Linked DNA regions of Homo sapiens: region 2 is linked to region 1. Evidence: read pairs that join two places in POLR2A ChIA-PET (ENCODE). Cell type or tissue: endothelial cell of umbilical vein. All regions are shown on one strand. Links, peaks and the distances in the headings refer to the core of each region. The heading gives the core; the rest is flanking DNA.

Region 1 (9,894 bases), core at 2,791-7,790:
CCTTTTGTTCTTGATTTGCTGAGAGTGTTTGTCAGGAATTCACATTGCAGTTTTGTCAAATTCTTTTTCAGTATCTATTGAAATAATCACTTTTTTAGTTTGTTAATATTGTAAATTACAGACACTGATTTTCTAAAGTTAAACTAACTGCATTCCTGAGATAAGCCCCACTTGATCATAATGCATTATCATTTTATACACTGTTAGATTTGATTTGCTGGCATTTTCTTTAGAAATTTTGCACCAATGGTCATCAGAGATATTACTCTGTATTTTTTTTTATTTGTAACGCCTTTCCCTGGCTTTGATACTGGGGTAATGCTGGCTCATAGAATATTTGTGGAAGTCTTCCTTCTTTTGTCTTCAGGAAGAATTTGCTTTGAATTTGTATAATCTCCCCGTTGTATGTTTGGTAGAATCGAAGGCAAAACCATCTGGGCCTAGAACATTCCTTGTGAGAAATTTTTTAACTGTAACTTTAATGTGTTTAACAGATACAGGGTTATTTAGAGTACCTATTTCTTCCTGAGTAAAATTTGGTTGTTTTTATCTTTCATGAAAATTGTTCATTTCACATGCGTGTTTTTTTTTCACAATGTTTCTATATTATTCTCTACTATCAGAAAAATTTGTAGTTATGTCCCTTCTTTCTTGATGCTGATAATTTGTATTTTCTCTCTTTTTTTCTGATTAGCCTGGCTAGAGGTTTATTGATTGTATTGACTTTTTTAAAAGAACTACATTTTGGTTTCATTTATTTTTTCTATTGTTTTCTGTTTCTATTTTACTGTTTTCTGCTCTGATTAATATCATTACCTTTTGCTTACAGGGGATTTAATTTACTCTTCTTTTTCTAATTAAATGTTATTGTTAAGGTAGAAGTTAAGGCTATTGATTTGATATCTTTTTTGCTATCGAACATAGATATTTAGTGATTCAATTTCTGTGTACATATTGCATTAGTAGAATCCTGCTATTTTGATATCATGTGTTTTTATTTTTTATTTAAAATATTTTCCAATCTCATTTTGCATTCTTCCTTGTCTCATAATTGCTTGGGCAATTGTAGGGCTCATCTCATTCATTCCAGGTATCTCCGAGATCACTATCTATTTTACCTAATGGCCAGTGTTTCCTAAACTATTGTCTAATATATTTTGCCTGTTTGGTTGTTGTTGTTTCGGATGGGAATGTAAATCTTGTCCCTGTTACTCCATCTTGATCAGAATTGAAAGTGCCTTAATATTGGTTTCTTTTATTATGAACTGTTAGAAAGAAAAAAAAAAAAGAATACATTGAATGCAAATAGGTGAGGATTTTTGTCTGTTTTGTTTATTGTATCTTTGGAGCCTCAACAATGTCTGGCATGCATTATAGTAGACATTTAAATACATAGTTCTTGATTGAATTAAATTACTGTCTATGTGTACTGAGTGATTTATTAAGATTTCCAGCATTATTTCTAATATTTAGAATTATCCTAAAAAGCTGGTGATGTTAACTGTCTTTTGCAGAGAGTAAAACGAAGCCTCAGCGAGGTTACATGTCTTACTCAAGGCCGAAGAGGTCATGTTCTGATCCAAGCAGTTCTGATTACTCAGCCTTCATACTTTCCCCTAAGCCATATTATTGTGCCAATGAGAAAAGCTTGGGGGGAATTATCAGTTAAACTTGGAACAAAATATTTAAATCCTAGATCATTGAATTCCTTAAAGCAAATGCCATTTTTAATGTAGAATGCATATTACCCATTAGTAATGCATATTACCTTATTAGTTGGCTATGGGGCTTTGTGAACATGAACAACACACCTCAAAATATAGGAGTTTAGAATTTCTTCCTAGTTTATTAAAAAAAACAGTATCACCACTTTTACAAATTTATATAAAAAGATGATGATATTGGGCAATGGTTAAGAACATGGGCTCTGAAATTGAATATTTCAAATGCTAATCACAGCTCTATTACTTAGTGTCTTAGGCAGATCTTCCCAAGTCTTATTTCTGTTTGTATAAATGGTAATGTTAATAACACCTACTGTGTTAGTTACAGTAGGCCAGCCTTGGCTCAAAAATCTCAGTGGCTTAAGGGAATTAATGTATATTTCTCATGTATGTCACAGTTTTACATGTGTTAGGTGGCTCTCATGCATAGCTCTTTCCGTGCATTGACTCTGGGATCCTGGGTGTCTCCAAATAATTGTTTCATGATCCCCTAGAATCTCTTTGAGCAGAGAAAGACAGTTTAGAGCATCTCTTGCACTTTCATAACCATTTTAGCCCTGAAGCTATTAACAACATTCCTGTTCACATTCATTGGTAAAATCCAGTCATGAGCATTCACCAAAATGGTGTGGATACAGGGAAATGCAGTTCCTGGCTAGACAGCTTCTTCCAAGCAACCGTTTCACAATATTGAAGGTGAAGCTGACTGTGTACAGCTGCCATCTAATAGGATTCTTATGAAGACAACACAGAATCTATGTAGTCTGTAACATCTGTCAAATACCATGCTCTTAAAAATTGTGAGTTATTATTATTATTACTTAATCAATATATTGACCTGAATAAATTCAAGAATCTTTAGCTACAACTGGGGTTCTGTGCTTACCTATTTATTGAAAGAGATTAGGAAACTCAGCTAAGTGGTATAAAGTTGTGTCCAATGACAATTTTTCGAGGGTTGAAGCATGAATTGTTCTGTTGAAATAAGTGTACAATATAGAAAATAATAGATAGATAAGCAAGGGAGCAAAAATAGTTATAAACATTATAAGAGCAGAAATTTATTACCTGCAGATATAGCCAACTCTTCCCTCCTCTGCCAACGTTTACATGCATTTATCTAACAAATGCTAGTCCACTCATTCTGCCCCTACCTGGTAACATCTCTCAGAATCAACTTTTTCTTTCTATTGTCATTTCAAACTTTTGAGATTCAGCCCTCCAGGATCACCAGCATAGAGCTTCCGTGTTCCAGTCCAGACTATATTACTGACAAGTGACTCCTTCCGAATGATGGCTTTCTTATGCCCTCACTAGGATTAAGAACGTCCAATAGCTCTTTATTAACTAATGAATCAAGTTCAAACTGCTCCTCCTCACTCCCAGGACTGCAATCAACTAGCTTCACCTGACATATCAATGGAATAATATTTATCAAAACGTCTTTCCATACCCTCCAGAGAAGATTCTTCACTTCAACCTTCTCTTGTAAATATGCCCTTGAAATTTTCTCCTATTTACATGCTTTTGTATTTATAGTATTTCTCCTTAAAATAATGTCTTCTAAGGTTCCTTGGCAGAGGCAATATGTACATTTCCTTCGAAGGCCATTTATCAGTTAGGATTCATTTATCTGCACATAATAGAAAACACAAAGTAACAGTAGCTTAAACCGATGGATATTAATTTCTCTCTCATAAAGGAAGTCTGGAGGTACGCAAAATAGGGCTGGCATGCCAGCTCTGCTGTCATGAGGCACTCTCTAATCTTTCTCTCCCACCATCCTACAGTAAGGTGACTCAGTAAATTAGGACTCACAGGCATATCTGGCCCAGACTGCATTTGTAGGGACTGCAAAATTAAAAATTTTATTTTTCTTTTTAAAGGAGTATATAAAAAGAAGATCAAGCAAAAATAGAAAAATATGAAAGAGAGCAAGTGTGGGCTATAAAGCCTAAAATATTTATTTTGTCGGTTACAGAAAGTTTGGAAACCCCTGTCCTAGAACATAGCTTTTACTCACAAGTTCAGCTCATGGTCAAACACAGCTGTTGGAGCTCCAGCCATTATGCTTACATTCCAGGTAGCAGAAAGACAAAAAGAGGAAAAGTCAAGGAGGGCATGACTCTCAGCTGAAGGAGTTCCATTTAAAGAGCTTTGGTAAAGTCCCACACATCACTTCTAACATACCATAGATTAAATTTTCCCAGAGGACTAGATTCAGCTGTATCATATTGGGAAATATGGAATATTTAATTGGGAAGATTATCACTTTTAATATAAATGGTGGTTTATTATAAACAAAGATGGATGTTGCATAGGCAAGTGTTCATCTCCATTGCAGATCTGATAATGGCACATTTAAGCTCTTTAGGTCACTGTTCCAACATGAATGAAATGAGAATCCTAGCAATAGAGGATGACACAGGGGTTGTGCAATGAAAATGTGCTATAACATAAGAGCTGGGCATGATTCAGAAATGGGTTGAAGATACAATAAATAATGACCATTCAGCATATACTCTGGGAATCGTTTTACCTTAAGTTTCTGTGGGGGATTTAGTTTTTAATATTTTATTTTTATGAATACATAATAGTTATACATATTTGTGTCATTTATGTGATATCTTGATACAAGCATACAATGTGTGATGATCCAATCTGGGTAACTGGGGTATCCATCATGTAAACCATTTATCACTTAGTGGTGAACTGAGAATTGATATTAGAATTGGCTACATAGAAGTCATGTTTGATCTTGACAAAGAAAATTTTAGTATATATAAGGGCAAACAACTTGATTGCAATAAATTCGAAGAATAATGGAGATGATGCAATTCATCATCACAGCAATAGGATAATTTCTTTTTTTTGTACTGCAAGCCAGTCAATGTATTTCTTACCTTTTTTTTCCATTTTTTTTTTAACTACTAACTGGCCCTTCAATTTGGTGACCAGTGTAAATCCTTGAGTTACGGTGTGGGTGTTTGGCTGTAAGTCTCTGATACTTAGAGCACTACCTGACCACCCATGGTGGGTACTGAGTGGATATACCTGATGAAAGAACTCATGATGTGTGATTTTGTACCTTTGGCTTTTTGTAGTCATGTTTACATGACTGAGTGCTCAAGGAGCTGTACTTTTAGCTCCCAAGAGGTGGTAAAATATGTGTTTCTAAGCTCTTTTTGAATCTGGGGTTTTCCCAGAATTCCAAAGGTTCTAGGAAGCCAGATTCAAGATAAGCAAAATATAGATGGATTTATGATTTGCATGTTGTTGTCCAGACAATGGGATAATTTGTTTAGTATATAGAGAGCTATAAGAAATTGAGAAGAACCAACAATTCATAGAAAAGCAAGTAAAGCATATATATATATATATATATATATATACACACACACATATATATATAAATATACACATATATATGTATATATATAAAGAGAGAGAGAGAGAGAGGGACAGAGAGAGAATTAACAAAGAAATACTAATGCCCTTTAACCACATAGAAAAAGTGCTCAATGTCATTCATAATAGAAATGCAAATTAAAATAACACTGAAAATACAATTTTTGTCATCTATCTATACAAAATATGAAAATACACTCAGCTGGCAAGGTTTCAGGAAAATAAATACTTTTATATGTTGCTTTGTGACATTTGAAAATGGTGCAACTCCTACGGAAGGAAATTTGGCAGTATTGTATGAAATAAATTATAGATGTATTTACCCTTTGAGCCAACAATTCTACTACTAGGAGTCTAGCCTGTGCATACACCTGTGCAAATATCAAATGCCATGTGTTTAAGGAGTTAATTAGGATATTGTTTGTAATGGCAACAACCCAATGTCCAGCAAGTAAGGAATAGTTGAATCAATGATGACCATTCACAGCCATTGTAAAATTAAAGAATGAAGAACTTCTTTAAATTAGTGGTCCCCAACCCTTTTGGCACCAGGGACCAGTTTTGTGGAAAAGACAATTTTTCCACAGACAGGGTTGGGGGGTGGGGATTGTTTCGAGAGGAAACTGTTCGACCTCAGATCATCAGGGAATACCCAACATAGATCCCACGCATGCGTAGTTCACAATAGGCTTCGCTCTTGTATGAGAATCTAATGCCGCGGCTCATCTGACAAGAGGCGGAGCTCAGGTGATAATAATCACCGCTGGCTTTTGCTCATTTCCACCTGTGCAGCCCAGTTCCTAACAGGCCACGGACCAGGACCTGTCAGTCTGTGGCCTGGGGATTGGGGACTCATTCTTTAAATAATGACAGTGGGAAAATCTCCTGGGTATATCTGAGTAAAAACAAACAAACTGCAGACAAGCCTATACAGTATATTGATGTCTGCATTAGAAAAGTGGAAAGAATTAGAAATTAGAAACCAAAAAAAAAAAATGGCTTGTATTATGAGTTTGGTGGGGCAGTGATAGAAGCAAGACTTCCTTTGCTTTCCTATGTTGTTTGAGTTTTGTATAATGATCTTATTTATTTTTAAAAAATGAGAGAATGGAAGAAAAGAAGTTAGAGATAGTGAATATAGACACATTAGATGAGTGGCTCTAATGAAAAGTGAAGAAATTAGACAGTAAGTTAGAAGGGGATGTAGGGTCAACAGTTTCCTAAATTTTATTTTATTTATTTATTTTGAAACGGAGTCTAGCTTTGTCATCCAGGCTGGAGTGCAGTGGTGCTATCTGGGCTCACTGCAACCTCTGCCTCCCAGGTTCAAGCAATTCTCCTGCCTCAGCCTCCCAAGTAGCTGGGATTACAGGCATGTGCCACCATGCCTGGCTAATTTTTGTATTTTTAGTAGAGACAAGTTTTCACCATGTTGGTCAGGCTGGTCTCGAACTGCTGACCTCAAGTGATCTGCCCATCTCTGCCTCCAAAACTGCTAGGATTATAGGCATGAGCCACCGCACCCAGCCTATTTTGTTTTTATATTAATCTTCAATATAGAAGTATTTACAGTATTGTGCAGGCTGTTGGAACTGATCTAACAGAAAAGTGAAATTTGAGCATGGAGGAGAAAAAGGGCTAAGTCCCGACAATGTTGTCCCTGTGCAAGGAGAACTTTTCAGAGCCTATGCACAAGGCTAGAGGGTGTCCTTAGATAAAAGCCCATACCATTCAGTTCATTCACAGCAAGGAAGAAAAAGCAGTGATACAAGCACAGAGGGAGGGCTGTGGACTGAATCGTGCCCCTCAAAATTAATATGCTGAAGCCCTAATCCTCAATGTGATGATAGATGAGGCCTTTGGGAGATAATTTGTTTTAGATGGGCTCATGGAGGTGGGTCCCTTGTACAAGATTGGTCCCCCTATAAACCAAAGAGCTTGCTCTCTATCTCATCACCGTGTGAGGACACAGAGAGAAGACAGCCATCTGCAAAGCAGGAGAGGCCACACCAGATCTCACCCATGCTAGCACTCAGATGTTGGGCTTCTCAGGCTCCAGAACAGCAAAAAAAAAAAAAAAAAAAAAAAAAAAATTGTCTTTTGTTGAAGACATCCATTCTATGGTATTTAGTTAATGGCAGCCCAAGTAGACTAAGGGAGGTAAAGGCCTGATGTGATTGTGGGAAACTGTGGAAGTCATTAGTTACCATTGTAATTTTAATAAAATCATGATTTTCTTATACAGGTAGAGTTACTTAGGACTCGATTGATGATATCAGTGTCACTAGGATTTATGGCTAAAATCCACCTCCTATGACAAGCTACACTTAACTCTTGTGTGAAAGAACAAAGGTTTCTTTCACAAGTCTTCTAACACAGGTATTTCCTTTGGCAAACATTATTAATTTTAAGTTTACAGTCCATAGTCCTTAGAACTATTTAAATAAATCTTCTAATATTATAGAAAGGCTCTTTTTCCCTTCTAGCAAGTAGATTTTTAGACAGAAACAAAACTGAGTGATAACAAGATACAAAATGGGTTGAAAGATGTAACTTAAATGTTACTGTAACAAGGATGTAAATTTTATATTCATTAACTACTGTGTTGATTAACAAGAAATAATGGCCAACTTGAGTCCTTTCTTTTTTCAAAGCACCCAAGTCAGCAGATTGCCTTTATTTCAAACTTCTTCATTAGATGCATATTAAGACCGATAGTCTGAATTTAGGTCCATTTTTCTGCCAGGGCAGAATTACAGAATGTGGGGCTAGTAAATTTCTAATTTGATTCAATTAAGTTCTCATCAATTTCTTATTGTGTGGGTAACCACACACACAATTTTATACTCACAAATGGTCTTAGAGGAATAACCACTTGAGCCATGTTGATATTTCTTGCTCCCTTTATGCTTATAAACTCCTCCAATGCATACATGCAAACACACACATAATCACCCAACTCTATCACTCCCTCCTCTAAGACAGGGGTAATGTCTTTGACTAAGGTCTAAGTACTTGGTCTGTGTCCCCAGGTTGGAACCAGGTGAACTGAGATCACAGTCAGGGGAGCCATCCCAGAACATCAGAATCAATGGTGGCTTTGCAAGTGACCCAACATACTTGCTTTCCTAACTGGCCTCTCTGCCTCAGTCCTGCCTCCCTCTCAGCCATTGGTACAGTGTATCCAGATGACAAATGGAGCCAAGCATTACCCTCATTAACACTCCCATTATCCTTAAATCAGTCTCAAACTTTCTGGAGTTCTACATACCCTATGTGTTTGCTGGAACTCCATGCTCCTTTGAACTAGAAGATTGGCTCCAATCCCTGCACACTGCCCTGTGAAAAGTCTCATACCATCTCCAAGGGGTCTGCAAGTGCTAGAGTCATCCTCTCTTTGCTGAATAACATTTGACTCTACGTACTGACCGTGACAGGCAATTCTATCATTGCCCTGATATGACAACAGATATAGAACTTGTATTTCCACAAATAAAAACAAAACACTACAAATGCATTTCTCTCTTTTGTCTTTGTGGTAGCTAGTACTGAATATTATTAGGGTGTTATAAAAGGACATTTCCAACACAGTGAAACAAATAACTTAAAATCCATGTTTTTATAATTCCTTTGTCCTCCCTTTATAATTTTATTCCTGCTTTTTTATTTCCCCTTTTCTCATTTTTCCAGTGTCCCCAAACCATAGATCCCTGTTCATTTCCAATGCAGAGCAACTCATCGTCCTCTTTTCTTTACTTCATTATACTCTCCTTAGTCTTGCCTCTGGACTAAAAGTTAGGATATGTTCGTAACCAAAGCTTCCTTCCTAACAGGGATTCTGGGACTAATTACTAATACAGTATAATTTTTTCACCTCAACATTCTAAATTTTTTTTCTGGTCTCGCCTTATGTCAACCATGTCCTTTTTCAAAACTTAACATATTTGCTTTCACCAAATCAACTTCTCGGAACTCCTAGAATGGTCCTGCGTCTTCTCATTCTAGACTTCTGCAGACATTGCTGTCTCCCTGGAAGCTTTTTCACTTGAGACCCTTCTCTGTTCACCTAGATAACTCCTACTAATCTCTCAGGATTCAATTTAAAATTCATTTTCCAGGAGCCACAAGATGGGTCCTAAAGCTCCAGTTATGTGGTTTTTGGAGCTATTGAAAACAGAGAGTTTTCAATATTTAATTCCCACTTCCTAGGACAAACTTTGCACATAGGAGTATTTTAACAAACAGTTAAATGCATAAATGCATGAAGGAAGAAAGAATATCAGGGTTTTGCTAAATTGTTTATCCCAAAACTATAAAACCCTCTCTAATTCACAGCCAAAGTCTTTGATCAAACCAGATCTTTCTCTTCATATAATCTTCTTAGCCTTTTTCTGCATTTAGGCTTTTGAGAACATTTCAAATTTAGGGACCAAGAAATAATTATTATATAGATTGCACACTTATGTAATTCCTCCTAAGCAAAATATTTTGGTTCAAATAAAGCTACTGGGAAAGATATTTCTAAGCTAGCAATTTATCTTTTAATGCTGTATACTCAAAGCCAATTTAATTCACATTTTCTTTTACTGTACCTAAATTTGACATGTTAAAGGCAGCACAGTTTTTCATTCAGCAAAGTTTTAGTGTTCATCAAAACAGATTGATCATTCATATTGCCACTCAGAGATAAATAAAATGATTTGGCAAATTGAATTGTGCTGTCCTTTTCAGTAGGGATAAATTGTTATTTGCTGTGATTTGT
Region 2 (9,894 bases), core at 2,984-7,983, 370 kb after region 1:
TGAACAGCAAGCTAGATAGGAATTAGAAACTCTACTCTCAGGTGGCTAAAACAAAAATAATGAGCTCATTTAGGAGAGACAGACTTATATTGTTTTAGGACACTAGTGTTTGAATGTGAGTTTTATCATTTACTAAATAGTGAACTGGATAAACCCTGTGATGCCTCAGAGAATACCCTGACAGGAACCAAAGGGTAGGGGCAGGAACCAGGCCTGCCATTTTTCCATTGTATTCTCAGAGCCTACCCAGTGCCAGATATATGTAAGGGCTCAAAACAACCAACCAACCAAACAAAAAACAGTGCTGATGAAATGGATCCTTTATGGTTTCCCAATAATATCACTCACTCTTAATTACTAGATAATATAAAAAATTAAGAGGTATCTGAATTCCTATTAAGCAGAATAGTTTTTATATTCCCTGTTTATCCTTATTTGAACTTTGTATTTCTGTGTGCTTACTTAATGGTAGAGCCCTAGTTCAGTGTGTTACCAACTGATATTCTATGGCTCTGTGTCTCCACCCAAATCTCATCTTGAATTGTACTCCGATAATTTCCATGTGTTGTGGGAGCGACCCAGTGGGAGCTAATTTAAATAATGGGTGTGGTTCCCCATATAGTTCTCATGGTAGTGAATAAGTCTCACAAGATCTGACAGTTTTATCAGGGGTTTCTACTTTTGCATCTTCCTCATTTTCTCTTGCTGCTGCCATGTAAGAAGTGACTTTCACCTCCCACCATGATTCTGAGGCCTCCCCAGCCATGTGGAACTGTTAAGTCCAACTAAACCTCTTTTTCTTCCCAGTCTCAGGTATGTCTTTATCAGTAGTGTGAAAACTGACTAATACAGTAAATTGGTACCAGAAGTGGGATGTTGCTGAAAAGATACCTGAAAATGTGGAAGTGACGTAGGAACTGGGTAACAGGCAGAGGTTGGAACAGCTTGGAGGGCTCAGAAGATGACAGGAAAATGTGGAAAAGTTTGGAGATCCCTAGAGACTTGTTGAATGGCTTTGCCCAAAATGCTAATAGTGATATGGACAATAAGGTCCAGTCTGAGGTGTTCTCAGAAGGAGATGAGGAACTTGTTGGGAACTAGAGCAAAGGTGACTCTTGTTATGTTTTAACAAAGAGACTTGTGGCATTTTGCTTCTGCTGCAGAGATTTGTGGAACTTTGAGCTTGAGAGAGATGATTTAGGGTATCTGGCAGAAGAAATTTCTAAGAAGCAATGCATTCAAGAGGTGACTTGGGTGCTGTTAAAAGCATTCCATTTTAAAAGGGAAGCAGAGCATAAAAGTTTGGAAAATTTGCAGCCTGACAATGCTGTAGGAAAGAAAATCCCATTTTCTGAGCAGAAATTCAAGTCAGCTGCATATATTTGCATAAGTAATGAGGAGCTGAATGTTAATTCCCAAGACAATGGGGAAAGTGTCTCCAGGGTGTGTCAGAGACCTTTGCAGCAGCCTCTCCCATCACAGACTCAGAGGTATAGGAGGAAAAAAATGGTTTCGTTGGGAAGAGCCCAGGGTCCCCATGCTGTGTGTAGTCTAGGGACTTGGTGCCCTGCATCCCAGCTGCTCCAGCTGTGGCTGAAAGGGCCAATGTAGAGCTTGGGCCAAGGCTTCAGAGGGTGCAAGCCCTAAGCCCTGGCAGCTTCCATGTGGTGTTGAGCCTGCACAGAAGACAAGAATTTGGGTTTGGGAACCTCTGTCTAGATTTCAGAAGATGTATGGAAATGCCTGGATGTCCAGGCAGAAGTTTGCTGCAGAGGCAGGGCTCTCATGGAGAACATCTACTAGGGCAGTGCAGAAGGGATATGTGGGGTTGGAGCCCCTACACAGAGTCCCTACTGGGACACCACTTAGTGGAGCTGTGAGAAGAGGGCCACCATCCTCCAGACCCCAGCTGTAGGTAGATCCACCTACAGCTGGCACCATGTACCTGGAAAGGCTGCAGACACTCAGTGCCAGCCTGTGAAAGCAGCCTGGAGAGAGGCTGTACCCTGCAAAGCCACAGGGGCAGAGCTTCCCAAGACCATGGAAACCCACCTCTTGCATCAGCATGACCTGGATGTGACACCTGGAATAAAAGGACATCATTTTGGAGCTTTAAAATTTGACTGCCCTGCTGGATTTTGGACTTGCAAGGGCCCTGTGACCCCTTTGTTTTGGCCAATTTCTCCCATTTGGAATGGCTATATTTACCTAATACCTGTACTCCCATTGTATCTAGGAAGTAACTAGCTTGCTTGTGATTTTACAGGCTCATAGGCAGAAGGGACTTGCCTTTCCTCAGATGAGACTTTGGACTGTGGACTTTCGGATTAATTCTGAAATGAATTAAAACTTTGGGGGACTGTTAGGAAGGCATGATTGGTTTTGAAATGTGAGGACATGAGATTTGGAGGGGCCAGGGATTGAATGATATGGTTTGGCTCTGTGTCCCCACCCAAATCTCATCTTGAATTATACTCCCATAATTTGCACATGTTGTAGGAGGGACCCAATGGGAGATAATTTGAATCATGGGGTGGTTTTCCCCATACTGTTCTTGTGGTAGCGAATAAGTCTCATGAGATCTGATGGTTTTATCAGGTTTCATTCTTTCATCTTCCTCATTTTCTCTTGCTGCCACCATGTAAGAAGTGCCTTCTGCCTCCTGCCATGATTCTGAGGCCTCCCCAGCCATGTGGAACTGTACGTCCAATTAAACCTCTTTTTCTTCCCAGTCTTGGGTATGTCTTTATCAGCAGCGGGAAAATGGACTGATATACCAACATTTGCTTCTCAAAGAAATTCATCATATAATTGTTACTTTGCAACTTGAAATCAGTTCAAATTGTTCATCTCATTTATTTGTACCTGGCTTACAGTAGGGATTTAATAGAGATCTAGTGAATAGATTTGCTTCAAATGGGCAAAAATAACAGTGAAATTAAATCTTGAAAATTCTAATGTGTTTGCAGATTAATTTGGTTTTCTTCTTTTTTTATTTTTTGCACCATTTCATCTTCCGACTGGTCTTTAAAATAATGCTCTACAGCTCACATCCTTCTGATTGTGAAGATAAAGTTTGTAAAATAAACCAATATATCCTTTCTTGTAGCTGGGGTTAGATAGTAAAACAATAACAAAGAAAAATAGGAACTCTCTCATTTATGTGGTGGTTATCTCCCAAAGCACTGAAATACCATCCAGAGAAACTACGAGGCTACATTGATTCCTTTGTAGCCACCCTGTAAAGAACAAAGAGCAAGAAAATAATACTATTCTGGTATAAATTAGGATATTTTTGAGTACATGTAACAAAAACCCATTCAAAGTATCTTAAGTTAAAGGTTTATTGACTCACATATCTAAGATAGGAATACTTACAGCATCAGGCATGGCTGGATCAAGGCTCCAACAGTGTATCAGGATGCTGTCTCTTTTACTCACCTTTTCTCCGTGCTAATAACTCCAGCAAGGCAGGAACTAGTTTTAGTCACATGACACTGAACCAATCATTTTGGCCTGGGGGATGGAGAACTGTTCCTGGAAAAGCCTGCATCATTTGACCTAGCCCTGTGGCCCATGGAAATGGGATTAAAAGCCTCACCAGCATCATGTTAAATGGGGTATTGGCAGTTCCTGAAGTAAGAAAATTGTCTAACAGAGCTGAGTCACAGAGAACCAGAATCAGGGCGTCTCATGTTATTACTGGGAGAGTTTCTGTATCATACTCATTCCAGACTTTGATCGCTGACTTTAAAATCTTTGTTCATTGGCTTGACAGTAATATCCATGGAGTTGACCTGCCTACCAGCCACTCACCTGAGCTTCAGTGTTTTTTGACTCTTTAAATGCCATTATTTTCTTTTCCATTCCACTTTTCACTCTGATGGATATCACTTGGACTTTATTATTACCTGAAACTACTTAATTCCTGACATCCTAAATGATGGTCTCACCCTTTTGACCACAACCTTATATCCATTCAACTGTCTTAAGCCCTCAATCTCACTACATTCTGCTCATTGATTCTGCAAGCAAGACCTTTGGGATCACCAGCCCTTCTTAGTCTCACAAGTTCCATACTAATCTGCACTATATGGTTGATTTCCTGAAATACCCTTGAACATCCCTACTTCCTTATCCATGTCCTACAATCATGCATGTATTAGTTTCCTAATGCAGCTGTAGCAACATACTACAAACTGAAAGGCTTAAAACAACAAAAATTTACTCTCTTACTGTCTAGAGGTCGAAAGTCTGAAATTAATATCACTGAGCCAAAATCAAGGTGTTAGCAGGGCCATGCTCCCTTGAGAAATTCTGGGGGAGAATCTTTTCCTTCCTCTTCTGGCAGCTGTCACCATTCCTTGGCTTGTGGCTGCACCACTGTAATTTTCAAGGTCAACATCTTCAAATGTCTCTCTGGTCCATCATCATATCCCTTCCTCCTCTGTATGTATGTCACATCTCTCTGCCTCTCTCCTGTAAGGACAATTGGGATAGCCTAAAAGGCCCACTTGGATAATCCAGGATAATCTCTCCTTATAGAGATCCTTAAACTAATTATACCTGAAATTTTTTTTGTTTTCATTTCTTTTTTGTGTGGGGGGGGGGGGTTGTGGGGCAGGGGGGACTTGTAAGGTAGGTTCCAGAGATTAGGTTATCAATATATTTTGAGAAGCCAGTTTCCAACCTGTCACATACCTATATGGCTCTGGGGTCACCGAACTCTAGGGTCAGAGAATGATTTGTCTTCCACTTCTCTATTACTTGCTGGGGAAAACCAAACAAAAATCCAGATATGAGAGTCACTACTAATTAGCAATTTTTACACTCAGCTTGATAATCTTGTCTCTTTTTCATGATCTAGTGTCTCCTCATCTATTTACAGTAACATGCCTATACATCCTTACAGCTCTTCTGATTCCAGCAGTAAATGTACCTACAGAACTGTCTCATTTTCTCACGGGACAGAGGAATTTGATCTGTATTATTCAATCAAAACCACAGTGCTTAATTAACTCCTAGAAGGAAGTCCAGTGTATAGCTGGCACCTGTTTGGTATTTATTTGCTGACTTATTCTTCCTGTATAAAAGAAAAGAATGTTCCATTTCCCTAGTGTTTTCAATCCCACTTCCTATGATATCTTGATTCCTCTTTATAATTTATCTGCCTCCCTCCCTTCCTCCTCCTCCCTGTCTCTTCCTCTTTTCCTAGCTGCCTCCTTACATATTGTAATGCTAGTCAAGTCTCATTCACCCTTAAAAAATGCATTAGAAGACATACTCATTCCAAATCAGCAATAACAACAACTTTTACATGCACACACAGCTCTCTCTAACTATTGGCAAGTCTCATTCTTATACTCTTACATAAAATTCCTAAAACAGCTGTCTAAGTTCAGTCTATATAACCCCTCATCTGCATTTATTTCTTAACTCTTGGCTTCTGCCTCTACCATGTCATTTAAATTGTTCTTTCATAGGTCAAGACCACCTTTATTTTCCATGGCTACCAATATTTTTAAATTAAACTTGTTATTTTGAGATAACAATAGGTTGCCATGCAATAGTAAGAAATAGTCCAAGGAGGTCACCAGGTACCATTTCCCCCAGTAGTATCATCTTGTAAAGCTGCAGTACAATATTAAATCAGGTTACTCACATTGATGTAATCCACTGATCTTATTCAGATTTCCCCAGTTTTCCTTGTACTGATTTGTGTGTGTGTCAAAACTACATTTCATTTGCAAATCCACTGAATAGTTTCCAATCTTGACATCTATGAATTGCTTGATTTAAATTCAATAAATATATTTAATTCTAACTATGAGTTAAGAATTTAAGGTTCTACAAATATTGGTCAATGTTATGGTTGTATTAACTCTATGGGGTAAGTATACTATTAGTCCCATTTTACAGATAAGGCAAGTGAGGCACAAGTAAATTAATAAACTGGCACAAAGAATTTAAGAAACACAGCTAGTGTGAGTAGTGGAGACTAGATGCAAGCCTACACAGCCTGTTTCAGAGTCTATGCTACTAACACTTTCTCCTGTGACTTCTCTGGACCTAACTGAAGTCTCTGCTGAGTTTGGGAGTGGAGGCCTTGAGTTACTTGAATGCCTCTTCTTCCTTGGTTCCTTTGATATAATCTACGGCTTCTCCTTGTACCTCTCTGTCTACTTTATCCTGGTCTTCATGGACTGCTTATCCCATTCCTGTTTTTTAAATGTAGCTTCCCACCAAGGCTGTGCATTCAGCTCCCTGGTTTTCTTCATTAGGTATTTTCCTTGGGAGATCTCTATACCTATGTGCTAAAGGAGCACAAACTGATAGCTGTAAGCTTTGACCTCTGACCTGAGTTCCAAACTCCTTTCTAATTACTGGTTTCCCAACTTCTCTGGGATATCCCTCAGGAACGTCAAACTTCATGGTTTCATAAACTACACTAATTCATCTCTGCAATCTACAACCTCCACTTTTTCTCTGTAATCTACAACCTCCACTGTCACAAATTACCATAAACTGGGTGGCTTATAGACAACAGAAATTTATTTCTTACATTTCTGGAGGATGGGAAGTCCAGGATCGAGGTGCTGACAGATTTGGTTACTGGTAAAGTCCCTCTTCCTGGTTCATGGAAGACCATATTTCCATTATGTCACTAGGGCTTGGCGGAGGAGGCACAGCAGCTCTTTGGGCCTCTTTTATAAGAACATTAATCCTATTCATTAAAAACTTAAGTCTTATGACCTAATCACCTCCTGATACAGTTAGGCTTTCTGTCCCTTCCCAAATCTCATCTTGAATTGTAGTTCCCATAATCCCCATGTGTTCTGGGAAGGATCCAGTGGGAGGTAATTGAATCATGGGGGCAGTTGCCCCCATGCTATTCTCATGATAGTGAGTGAGTTCTCACAAGAGCTGATGGTTTTATAAGGGGCTTTCCCCCTTCACCTGGCACTTCTCCTTTCTGCTGCCATGTGAAGAAGGACATGTTTTCTTCCCTTTCTGCCCTAAGTTTTCTGAGGCGTCTATAGCCCTGTGGAACTATGAGTCAATTAAACCTCTTTTCTTTATAAATTACCCATTCTTGAACAGTTCTTTATAGCAGCCTGAGAATGAACTAACACACCTCCCAAAGACCCCGCCTCCCAATATGATCATAATGGAGATTAGGTTTCAACATATGAATTTGGAGGCCACACACACTTTCAGTCTATAGCATAAAACATTTCCCCAAAGAAGATCCATTTTTTTTGCCTGTGTTTTGATCTAAAGTAATCATGCCTTCATCTATTCATAATTACCCTATAATGGTCACAAAATGGAGAAATAGTTATACATGTAATAACTGTGCTCCTATGTATTAACATATAATCTACAGTAATATTTGGTTCATTGTTGATTCTGAACTGATGAGCTAGATTTGTTAAGCTGACACAAATATGTCATAAAATGGACAGTGCCTGGCACAGTGGCATAAAATGGAAAAAAATAAAACATAATTATGGTAGAATTAAATAATTTCCTAACGGTAGAATTAGGGAAATCATTCTTAAAGAAGGAGATATTAGTTGTTGGAATTAAAGTCTAACTAGAAACAATTAATAAAATATAGCATTCTAATTCTTTCAGAAAATCATCTATTTTCATATGAGCATTGTAAGTACTGGAGGGATTGCTCCTTATCTTCCTCAGTATGTTGGTCTATAGTACAATTTTGAGAGGTTGTACAGAGAATAAACCACCCCAGACTTCTCATCTCCCAGCAAAGATAACAAGAAACCGAAAGTAGAGCTCCTATTATTTAAATCCAAATATTAATCTCCTTCTGGGATGCATTAAGGTTAACAACTGGTAAACCAGGAAATGAAAATATCTGTGAGATACTAGAAAAAAACAAAAACATGCATTGTTTTTCCTTCCTTACGGGGCAAAAACATAAAACTTTTAGCTTTATGCCTCACTAGAGAGAATAAGAATTGTTACCATAAGCTCATATAAGTTTTGAAGAGAATCCCTTGCTGATTGAAATAATACCTTCATAATATTTGCAAATAAATGTCTAGACTATCCATGAGCTCTAAAAATGAAAAATGTGCAGATGGAAATGAAAAGTGAATGTGGTAGAATTGTTGGGATTTGAAGCTCTTTTATATGCCTGGAATTTCTGGACCTTTATCAGAAGACAACATTTGTATATATTAAATAGATAAATATGCAATATATTAAAACAGGTAAACAGAAAGGAATAAGAGTTAGACTGCCTCAGTTTCAGGGTAAACATAGCCATGTGGGGTTTAGATACACCTAATAGCTGGGAGTCTTTCTGCCCTCCTGAAGGATACTTAGCCCCTAAGATAATATAATGGAGACTTATTAGCACTTTCAGTAGTACAGAGATTTATTCTAACCATCTGTACCATGTGCAAGAATATACTGTAAAAACAATCATCATTATTCTTTTTAATTATTTATTTTGAAGACAGTCTCTCTCTGTTGCCCAGGCTAGAGTGCAGCAGCAATCATAGCTCACTGCAGCCTCAAACTCTTGGGCTCAAGCAATCCTCCCACCTCAGCCTCCTGAGTAGCTAGGACAAAAGGTGTATGCCACCACTCCTGGCTAACTTTTTTTTTTTTTTTTTTTTTTAAGAAACTGAGTCTCACTATATTGCCCAGGATGGCCTTGGACTCCTGGCCTCAAGCAATCCTCCTGCCTTGTTTTTCCAAAGTGCTGGGATTACAGGCATGAACCACTGTGTCTGGCCTGGACTCGTTATTATTAATCATTAGCAAAAGCAAAGAAACATGCAGAAGTAACTCCTACATACAAGTTCATAATCTTGAGTTATTTACATTGCAATCCATGGCAATGTGAGTTTATTCTGTGTGCTTGCTTGCTTGCTTTTATTTACTTTTAATTTTTGGAGATAGGAGCACAAGATTTTAATCGCCATATATGTTGAAACTATTGTTCCCTTGAAATAAATTCATATGCACAAAGAACATAATAGCTCATCAGTGGAGAGATTCTATAAAGGCAAGACCATGTCTGCTTTTCCCCTTTTGTTTGTTCAGTTTATAACAGAGAGCCTGATACACAGTAGACGCTAAATAATTACGTATTGAATAAATAATAAACCAGAGGTAAAAATTCAACTCTGGTAGAGTAAACAGAAAAGAGAGGGATGCTGAGTGTTTAGAATGCGATTGGGATTGTGCTGGGCACTTGATGTAAATCATCTCTTAATTCTCTCCAGAGCTCTGAAAAACAGGTATATGATACCTATCTTGTGAATGGCAAAGACCTTGATTCTTAATGTAACTAGCAGGCCCCAAATTAACCAACCTTGTCTCAGACCACACTCCCCAGGCACATTTGCCATCTCTTTAGTCATTGATCACATCACAGGTTTTTGTACACAGGGTTCCTTTGCCTCTTCCCCAGCAATATCTCCTGCTAGTTTTTACTTATCCTTCAGGTCCCTCTTTAAATGTCACATCCTCAGGGAAGTCTTCCCTATAAATTAGACCTTCCATACTTGGTTTGTAGCACTTATCGCAACTGTAACTGAATGGTTATTTACACAGAACTTTGTTTTATGTGTGACTTCTCTGATAGTCATCAAACTCCAGGAGGGACTTCATCTGTCTTGATTGTTTTAGCTCCATTTCTTCTTACACTCTCTGACATATAATATGCTTTCAAAAACATGTCCTGCATTAATTAATTATGATAAAATCCAGCTTGAAGAAGTTTAGTAACTTATTCAAAGTTCCAGGCTAGTAAGTGATATGAGTGGCTCATAAGGAAGGGGCTGTTAGATTCTAAAAGCTACAAAACTGAGAGTAATAACTAAGGAAGTGGAACACTGGTGTGATATTCTGAAA

Evidence for each region. Peaks named below come from ENCODE experiments on the same cell type or tissue, not always from the same donor. Only the 100,000 strongest peaks of a DNase experiment are listed, where the experiment ranks them.
Region 2: POLR2A ChIA-PET joins it to region 1 with 5 read pairs; 2 of 35 experiments call an interaction of 5 or more read pairs at or near these places.

What each region holds. Positions count from the first base shown.
Region 1 is chr4:21,148,738-21,158,631 of GRCh38, reverse strand. The region is part of intron 1 of KCNIP4 (potassium voltage-gated channel interacting protein 4); the gene reads left to right. Among named protein-coding and RNA genes, the nearest start is that of MIR7978, 310 kb to the left of the region's middle. In endothelial cell of umbilical vein, for the core only: no CTCF peak of the experiment used is centred there; no DNase peak of the experiment used is centred there.
Region 2 is chr4:20,774,296-20,784,189 of GRCh38, reverse strand. All of the region lies in intron 3 of KCNIP4 (potassium voltage-gated channel interacting protein 4), which reads left to right. Among named protein-coding and RNA genes, the nearest start is that of PACRGL, 79 kb to the right of the region's middle. In endothelial cell of umbilical vein, for the core only: no CTCF peak of the experiment used is centred there; a DNase peak (open chromatin) is centred at 5,129; H3K27ac peaks cover 2,613 bases.